3 separate regions of the Homo sapiens genome follow, and all the other regions are linked to region 2. A link is a contact called in ENCODE Hi-C or POLR2A ChIA-PET data. All regions are on one chromosome and are shown on one strand. Each heading gives the region's core, a stretch centred on a gene start or an enhancer-like site at or near the end of the contact. The rest is flanking DNA. Distances are from core to core; before and after follow the strand shown. Region 1 holds the start of ZNF688 (zinc finger protein 688). Region 2 holds the start of ALDOA (aldolase, fructose-bisphosphate A). Region 3 has its middle 17 kb from the start of SPN.

Region 1 (2,700 bases), core at 97-2,596, 510 kb after region 2:
GAGCCTTTCTAGGCCCTTTGGCTCTTGGGACTTCCTCCGGTTCCTCTTCCTTCCTGTTTGGGACATCTCCTGGGAAACCGGAATTAAGTTACACTTACAAACACTTTTGCACAGACTGTCTCAGGTTATAGAATGCTTTTCACTTAAGGCAGTGAGGGAAGTTCTGTCCAGTGATTAACACACAGGCTTTAGAACAAGGTAAACAGGATTCAGATCTCCTAAAAGTGCCTTATCTGAGCCTTGGTTCCTTATGCATCAAATGGGAATAATAATGGCTTTTGACTTCACAGCGTTACTGGTTTAGCTGAGTAGATGCATGTTAAGCACTTAGGAAGTGCTCAGGAAGCAGGGGCTATTATTTATTTATTTATTTATTTATTTATTTATTTATTTATTTATTTTTGAGACGGAGTCTCACTCTGTCACCCAGGCTGGAGTGCCTGGTTGGACTGGGCTCCCAGTCCTCACAGGACCGCTGTCCCATGTTCTGAAAACTTTGTACCAGGTCTGCCTTCTTTACTCCTCTAGTACCCAACACAGTTGAATTTCTTTAGGGATGCTGGAAGTGGGGGCCTGAAAAGAAACTCTGCTAGACAGGAAGCCCTGGAAAACCAAGTGGGGGGACCCGGGACTATCCCTCACCTCTCCGAGCTCCTCCCAGTCTTTCCCCCTTCTCAGGATCCTGGGCGGCGGGGCTCCAAGCCTCACTCTCCTGTTCCATCCAAGAGATGAGGGCTGGTTTGGGGCCTGGGAATCCTGGGAGAGAACAGGGATCACAGCGCGGGCCTGAGAGGCCATCGTGGGAAGATGGCATTCCCCTCCAGGCTGAGGGCACCCCCTCGGAGCTTATACTCAACCTGGAAGGGGCTGCAGTGCTGCTGCCTGAATGAAATGGATGCGGGTGAAAACACTCCCGAGGGGGTACCTGAAGCCCTGGGAACGGGAGGTGGCTGCTGGTGTTGGTGCAAGAGTGCGGGATTAGGGCTCACAGTCCTCTCGGCCCTTCTACATCATCTCCCCTGTGAACCCGGTGAAGGAGGAGGGGGCTCGGACCCGGGGCTCTCACCGAGCGCGCCCAGGTGGCCGTAGGTCTCCTGCATCACGTCCCGGTACAGAGCCCTCTGCGCGGGCCGCAGACAGCCCCACTCCTCCGGGGAGAAGTACACGGCCACGTCCGCGAAGCTCACAGTCCCGGGCTTCCTGCAACCAGGCCGGGTCTCCCCGGGCCTCGGCGCCAGGAGCGGGGCTGGGGGCGGCGCCATGGGGCCTCGCAGCCCCGATCGGCGGCCGCCAGGTCCCTGGAGCCGCCGCCTCCCCGCTCCCGGCCTCAGCTGTCGTTGTCCACAGGAAGGGCGGCCCCGCCCAGCCGTGGCGTCCGAACGCAGCCGAGGCAACCGAAGTAGCAGGGACTGGCTGCTAGGGATTCGAGGATTCTGATAGGGACAAATATAATTCCTCAGTGTTTATTCACTTCATGGCCGCTTGGACATAGACACCCGGGTTAAGGGACCCGGAAGGTGCCTTCTGAAAATATGGCGACCACCCTTCAATTGTCACAGGCTGCTCTTAAGGGCGCCATTATTTGACCATATCAAATATGGAGCCTTTCTGACTTCTCTGGCCTCATCGTCCCACTTGCCCTTAAATAAAGCCGCTTCGGCTGCTTTTTCTAGTGGGGGAGGCGGGGTGTCTGGGAAGTAGAGGAGAGGCTTCTTGCCTTCAAGAAAGATGTAAGGGCCCGAAGCTTCACTTACCCCTCTGTACCCGCAATACGCAACGGCCGATGATTGGCGACGATCCCGGAAGAAGCTGCGCGGTGATTGGCCTGGGACTGGCGGGGCATTTGAAGGGACCCCGCGGTCCTGAAGCCTCTGTTGACAGACTGGAGCGCAGCGGAGACCTCGGCATCTGCGGTGCTCGGGATTGTGTCCCCTACGGTCTCTTACCGTGCCTCCCGATGGCGGGAGCTGGAATTTGGTCCCCAGACCCCTTGGGAAGACGCGCACACCCTGGCAAACCATGTGTACACCCGCGGTAGAAGCAGGTGCGTGTTTTACAGTAGCTTAGCTGCGGAGTCCACCCAGCCCCTGGCATCCGCAGCTCGGCTCGCTCAGGCTCTAGACCGAAGCTGCAGGCGAAGGAACGTGCTTGGTGAGGATGGAATCGGAATGGGGAAGTTTTAAATTAAATAGTAATTGTTGCTAACATACATGAATTTATTTTTTGTTTGTTTTGAGACAGGGTCTTGCTCTGTGGCCCAGCAGTGCGATCCTAGCTCACTGCAGACTCGACCTCCCGGGCTGAAGCGATCTTCTCACCTCAGCCTCCCGAGTAGCTGGGACCACAGGCGCACACCCAATGCTTGGCTAATTTTTAAATTTTAAAACAGAGACAGGGTCTTGCTATGTTGCCCAGGCTGGTCTGGAACTCCTGGCCTCAAGCAATTCTCCTGCCTCGGCCTCCCAAAGTGCTGTGATTACAGGCATGCGCCACGGTTCCCAGCCATTTCTACTTTTTCTTTGAGAAGGAGTTTTACTCTTGTTGCCCAGGCTGGAGTGCAATGGCGCTATCTCGGCTTGCCCAGGCTGGAGTGCAATGGCGCTATCTAGGCTCACCGCAACCTTCGCCTCCCAGGTTCAAGCGATTCTCCTGCCTCAGCCTCCCAAGTAGCTGGGATTACAGGCATGAGCCACCATGCCC
Region 2 (2,700 bases), core at 87-2,586:
GTCCCTGGCCAAAGATTTATTTCTCTTGACAACCAAGGGCCTCCGTCTGGATTTCCAAGGAAGAATTTCCTCTGAAGCACCGGTGAGTGGGCAGGGGCTCCCTCCCCATCAATAGGGCCGACCCAAGTCTTCCTCCCCCTTCCCCCATGCCGGGCCCCACGATAGTGTGAATGTCAGGGGCTTCAGGTTTCCCTAAATATAGGTCCCTGCCAGAGGATCCGTGGCGGGAAAAGGGCAGGGGTCATTAGAGAAGATCGGGGACACATGTGGGGCGGGCAGGAGCTGCCTTATAACCAGCCCGGGAACCCCTAGCTCACTCGCTGCTGACCAGGCTCTGCCGGCTCCTTCGGCCTCGCCGCAGGTGGGCCCCTTGCAGGACCGGGCCGGGGTGGGGATGGGGTTGGGGTTGGGCCAACAGGGTCCAGATGGGGTCCAGGTGAGGAGGGGAGATTTGGACGATAGGAGCAGGGGGCTCAGCATCTGGGAGGCAGATCAGTTCGGGGACGGATTTTCTTTTGGAGAAGGAAGTCAGGCTCAAGGAAGACGTTTGGCAGGAACTGTGACCCCGCATGCCAGAGGCCGAGCAGCGGCCGGTGCATAGCCGCGCATTCTGGTTTTCTGTGGCGCAGAGGACTACCAGCCTGGCTGCGGCGGCCCGGCGGAGAGCGCGCACGCATGCGCGACCCAGCCCGGCCTGCCAGCCTGGAACTCGGATGGGGAGGTCTCGCCTCCGCGCGCCGCTAGTTCCGCCGCCTTCTCGCGCTCCCTGCGTGTCCTCTCGATGCCCTTTCCTCCGCCTCCCTTACGCCTGGGCCAGTGACAGGGTGTCGGCTCCGCGCCGATTCAGCCCGCGGGCGAGGCAGGCTAACGCACGACTGCGCGATGTGGCCCCTATGGTGACACGCGCTGCAGCCGCGAAGACCGGAAGCTGGGGCGGCCCCGGGCCGCGCGCGCTGGGCCTGGGAGGCGAAACTCAGCTTCCTTCGTTTCCGACTTTTCCATCCGCGTCCTCCACTTCCCCGTTCCGCCCTCCCCCATTGCCAACATTCTGGCTGAGTCACGGCGCCCCAGAGCGCGCCAGGCTGGGGGAAAGGAGCAGAAGGGAGGGCCCTAGCGACCCGCGGGATGTGGTCCGAGTCACGTCCGAGGGGGGTGGGGAGGGATCGTGTTCTCGGCGCCCGCCCCTTCCTAGCGCGGCCTCTGGGCTGCGCCTCTCGGGGGCGGCCCGTAGCCCAGTCCGTCGCCTGCCATTGGACGCCGCCCGCTCCTCGTAAAGGAAAAAGCTCGGCGGAGGGCGGAGTGGTGCCTTTAAAAGGCCGGGCGCCGCCTTCCGCCTGCCCGCCTCCTGCGCCGCCCCTTCCGAGGCTAAATCGGCTGCGTTCCTCTCGGAACGCGCCGCAGAAGGGGTCCTGGTGACGAGTCCCGCGTTCTCTCCTTGAATCCACTCGCCAGCCCGCCGCCCTCTGCCGCCGCACCCTGCACACCCGCCCCTCTCCTGTGCCAGGTGAGCGCCCCTCTTCACGTGCGGGGACCAGGGACCGTGGAGAGGGATCTTGGGGGCAGTGGCGGGTTGGGCGTCCGCGTGGAGGCCTCCCCCATCCCATGCCAGCGTCTCCCCACTACCAGGCACACACAGGCTCCCCGGCCCCTCCAGCCTGAGGTCCTCTAACTGCGCAATGCAGCGGCTGCGCGCGCTGAGTCATGGCGGGGGAGGAAGCCGGACGAGATGAAGGACCATTCTCCCCCTTTTCTTGCAGGGACCCCTGTGGCAAAGGATTAGGGCCCCTTAGCCCTGGCGGGGATCCTAAGAGGCAGTGAGGGGTGGGGGCCGGCCCATGTACAGCCCCAGGGTTCTCGCAAGTGGGAGCTTGGTTTCTGTCCTGGGAAACGGGGCGCCCTTCGCGAGGAGGGAAACCCCTCCGCGGTGCTTGATGCCCCCTTAACACTTTCCCTGTCTCTCCTTATCGGGCGACCTTGATTCTGAGCCCGGAACAGCTGCAGCCATGCGAAGCGACGGGAGCATTTTTCAGGGGAAGGCGCTTGCTCCTCCACGTTCTTGCCCCGTAGGAACAGTGACGATGGCAAAGCTTACCGCTTTCCTCGCCTCGGGCTAGGGCTTGTTCCGCCGCCCTTTCCTGGGCTTCTCCTTGCTCTCTTATATTTTTCCTAATGCCCCTTTCCTACCACCCGCCCCCTCCCTTGTGGGGAAAAGCCTGACCTTGGGATGTCCTTGAAGCCTTGGAGCCCGGGCCAGCCCTGGGATCTTGAGGGGATTGGAAGGAACACCCCAGTGGCAGTCAGAAGAGCTGGGTTCTAATCTCAGATCTGGCTCCGGGGTTGCTGTGTGGCTTGAAGCACAGACCTTTCCCATATCTGGGCCCTTTCCCACGAGGGTGTTGGGCCCTCTGCTTGATTCACGATCTTTACATTCTAAAATACTCCGGTTCGGTTTTGTTTTCAGGCAAGGTGACCCCATGGCAAGGCGCAAGCCAGAAGGGTCCAGCTTCAACATGACCCACCTGTCCATGGCTATGGCCTTTTCCTTTCCCCCAGTTGCCAGTGGGCAACTCCACCCTCAGCTGGGCAACACCCAGCACCAGACAGAGTTAGGAAAGGTACAGGGGCAGGCCTAGCAAAGGGAAGTTGGGCGTAAGAGAGAGCTGGGGACCAGAAGTGCCCCAGGGCCTGCTGGGTGTGGGG
Region 3 (2,700 bases), core at 165-2,664, 420 kb before region 2:
TACTCCAGTCTGGGCCACAGAATAAAACTCTGTCTCTAGAAAACAGAACAAAACAAAGTTGAAGCTCTCTAAACTCTCCACACTGACTCAGAGTGAAAGTGCTAATAATGACCTAAAGCCGTGCCCTATGGCCCCCTTTCCTCTTGACTTCGCTTTTCATGCACTCTGCTCCAGCCATACTGGCCTCCTTGGGCTTCCCAGAACACGCGAAGCAGGACCCAGGTTAGGGCCTTTGAACTGGCTTTGTTTGTCCGTGGGATTCCCCATGAACATCTCATGGCTGCTCCCTCTCTTCCCTCAAGTCTCCCCTCAGATGTCCCCTTCTCAGAGACATCAGCCTGTAGAAAGGAGCACTTCCTTCCCCCACTTTCCTGCGTGATGTTTCTCCATGATGCCTGCTTCCTACATATGTAGAGTCTGTCTCACTCCGGAGAAGGCTACCTCCAAGAGGACAGGTGACTGGCCCTTGATTTCATTAATTGTCACAATCCTATGCCGGACACATGGTTGGTGTTCAACAAATATTTGCGGAATTAAAGAACAAATTAATAATGTTGTGAGATAAATACTCTGTGCCCATTTTTCTTTACTTTTTAATATATTTTTTAAATCTAGAGAGACAGGGTCTCCCTATGGTCCCCAGGATGGCCTCAAAACTCCTCCTGCCTTGGCCTCCTTGGCTGGGATTACTGGACTACTACTGTGCCACCATGCCTGGCTCTTCTTTTCCTTTTACTATGCCCATTTTAAAGGTGAGGAAAACTGAGACTCAGAAATGTTCCCAAGGGCACACAGTGAGTGGTGGCTGCCTTCAGGTTGGTCTGACTCCAGTGCCCAAGCCTTTCTCAGGAGTGGTGTGTTGCCCATCAGCCATTATATCCATGACATCAACTGGCATAAGATATGTTCTTATATGAAAATTAATTTTAGAAGTGAGTGTCACGAAATATTGACCTTCTCTAAGGAACTAGTTCTTATAGTCAAAAAGGAGGAACTTATGTAAATTTTCCCTTTCAGGGCCAGCCCCAGGAAGTTCAGAGCCTAATGTGGTGTTCATTCTATTAATTTTTTCTTACCCTGGGACTTTTTTCTTTCTTTCATTTATGTTAACCTAATCACCAGCTGCTTCCTGTTCCTTAGGAAATAGCTAAGTCGTACATGACACTTTTGGGGTTCCAGTGTGCCCGGCATGGGTTTTCTTTCATTGGGCAGGCACTAGGTGGGCTTTTCAGCCTGAAGACGCATGTTTCTCATCAGAGTGAGAATGATCTCTGATCATTCTCCTTCTTCCATTTCTTGGGTTCTCTCTTCCTGGCACTCCTATTGGTTAGCTTTTGGGCCTCTTGGATTGCCTGGCTGTGTCTCTGTGGCAAAGACTACTCATTATCCAAAATCCAATGAGCCCTTCTTCCCCAAGAACATGGTGGAACTGCATGTCCCAGCCTCCCTTGCAGTAGGCATGGTCATGTGACTAAGTTTCCACCAATAGAATGTGAGGAGGTGATGTATGTGACTTCTGGTCTTTGGCCTTAGGAAGTAGGCCAGCTTCATACTCTCCATTCCTGCTGGCTGGAGATCCCCACAACAGATTCAAACGTGCAGGTGACAAACGGTGCCCTACCGATGGCAGAAAAGTGATGAGGAAGGGCCCTTGGTCCCTGAGCAATGAGAGAAGCAGAGCTGCCTCCCTAACTACCACCATTTCACTTGAACATGTCTCTTCTTTTGTTTATTTATTTATTTGTTTTTTGCAGACACGTCTCTTCTTTTTTTTTTTTGAGATAGAGTCTCACTCTGTCCCAGGCTGGAGTGCTGTGGCACAATCTCGGCTCACTGCAACCTCTGCCTTCTGGGTTCAAGTGATTCTCCTGCTTCAGCCTCCCAAGTAGCTGGGATTACAGGCATGCGCCACCATGCCTGGCTAATTTTTGTATTTTTAGTAGAGACGGGGTTGGCCAGGATGGTCTCACACTACTGACCTCATGATCCACCCACCTTGGCCTCCCAAAGTGCTGGGATTACAGGTGTGAGCAACTGCGCCCGGCCGACACGTCTCTTCTTTAAGCCGCCACTTATTGGATCTCTATGTTAGAGCGGCAGTCTCATATATTTTCTCTCATATTTTCTTCTCCACCCCTACACCTTCTGGGAGTTCTATTTTCTGGGATAATTAATTAATTAATCAATTTTTGAGATGGGGTCTCACTCTGTCCCAGGCTGGAGTGCAGTGGAGCGATCTTGGCTCACTGCAACCTCTGCCTCCTGGGTTCAAGCTATTCTCCTGCCTCAGCTTCCTGTCTCAAACTCCTGACCTCGTGATCCACCTGCCTTGGCCTCCCAAAGTGCTGGGATTACAGGCGTGAGCCACCGCGCCCAGCTTTATTTATTTTTTAAATTTTTTATTCTTGAGACAGAGTCTCACTCTGTCACCCAGGGTGGAGTGCAGTGGCATAATCTTGGCTCATGGCAACCTCCGCCTCCCGGGTTCAAGCGATTTTCCTGCCTCAGCCTCCCAAGTAGCTGGGATTACAGACGCCTGCCACCACACCTGGCTAATTTTTGTATTTTTAGTAGATGGGGTTTTGCTACGTTGGCCAGGCTGATCTCGAACTCCTGACCTCAGGTGATCCGCCTGCCTTGGTCTCCCAAAGTGCTGGGATTACAGGCATGATCCACCACACCTGGCAGTTTTCTGGGATA

The links. A loop is a pair of places that touch in the nucleus more often than their neighbours do. ChIA-PET counts read pairs that join two places held with the same protein, here RNA polymerase II (POLR2A). Pooled maps may share reads with other maps.
Region 1: a loop to region 2 is called in a map of CD8-positive, alpha-beta T cell, with 28 times the contacts of the local background. The contact joins the promoter of ZNF688 here to the promoter of ALDOA in region 2. A Hi-C loop is called at or near these places in 1 of 168 maps with a recorded cell type or tissue (CD8-positive, alpha-beta T cell) and 11 of 50 pooled maps. POLR2A ChIA-PET finds 5 or more read pairs at or near these places in 5 of 52 experiments (CD4-positive, alpha-beta memory T cell, T-cell, activated B cell and 2 more).
Region 3: a loop to region 2 is called in a pooled map, with 4 times the contacts of the local background. The contact joins the enhancer-like site here to the promoter of ALDOA in region 2. A Hi-C loop is called at or near these places in 2 of 50 pooled maps. POLR2A ChIA-PET finds 5 or more read pairs at or near these places in 5 of 52 experiments (A673, BJ, HEK293 and 2 more).

What each region holds. Positions count from the first base shown.
Region 1 is chr16:30,570,368-30,573,067 of GRCh38, forward strand. ZNF688 (zinc finger protein 688) reads right to left here and starts at 1,347. Exons shown (of 3, transcript NM_145271.4): 1 at 1,067-1,347; 2 at 643-756; 3 at 1-69. The coding sequence starts at 1,262. RefSeq lists an enhancer at 1-252 and a silencer at 1,115-1,354.
Region 2 is chr16:30,064,424-30,067,123 of GRCh38, forward strand. ALDOA (aldolase, fructose-bisphosphate A) reads left to right here and starts at 1,337. Exons shown (of 10, transcript NM_001243177.4): 1 at 1,337-1,504; 2 at 2,462-2,615. The coding sequence starts at 2,475. It overlaps LOC112694756 (uncharaterized LOC112694756), which reads left to right. Exons shown (of 14, transcript NM_001365304.2): 6 at 1-82. RefSeq lists an enhancer at 388-1,168 and silencers at 1,165-1,434, 1,475-1,654.
Region 3 is chr16:29,644,402-29,647,101 of GRCh38, forward strand. No RefSeq gene overlaps it. Among named protein-coding and RNA genes, the nearest start is that of SPN, 17 kb to the right of the region's middle. RefSeq lists enhancers at 180-449, 1,347-1,641. Within about 2 kb of position 1,415, at least 5 of the 41 ENCODE cell types and tissues checked have a DNase peak (open chromatin) inside an H3K27ac peak, as active enhancers do.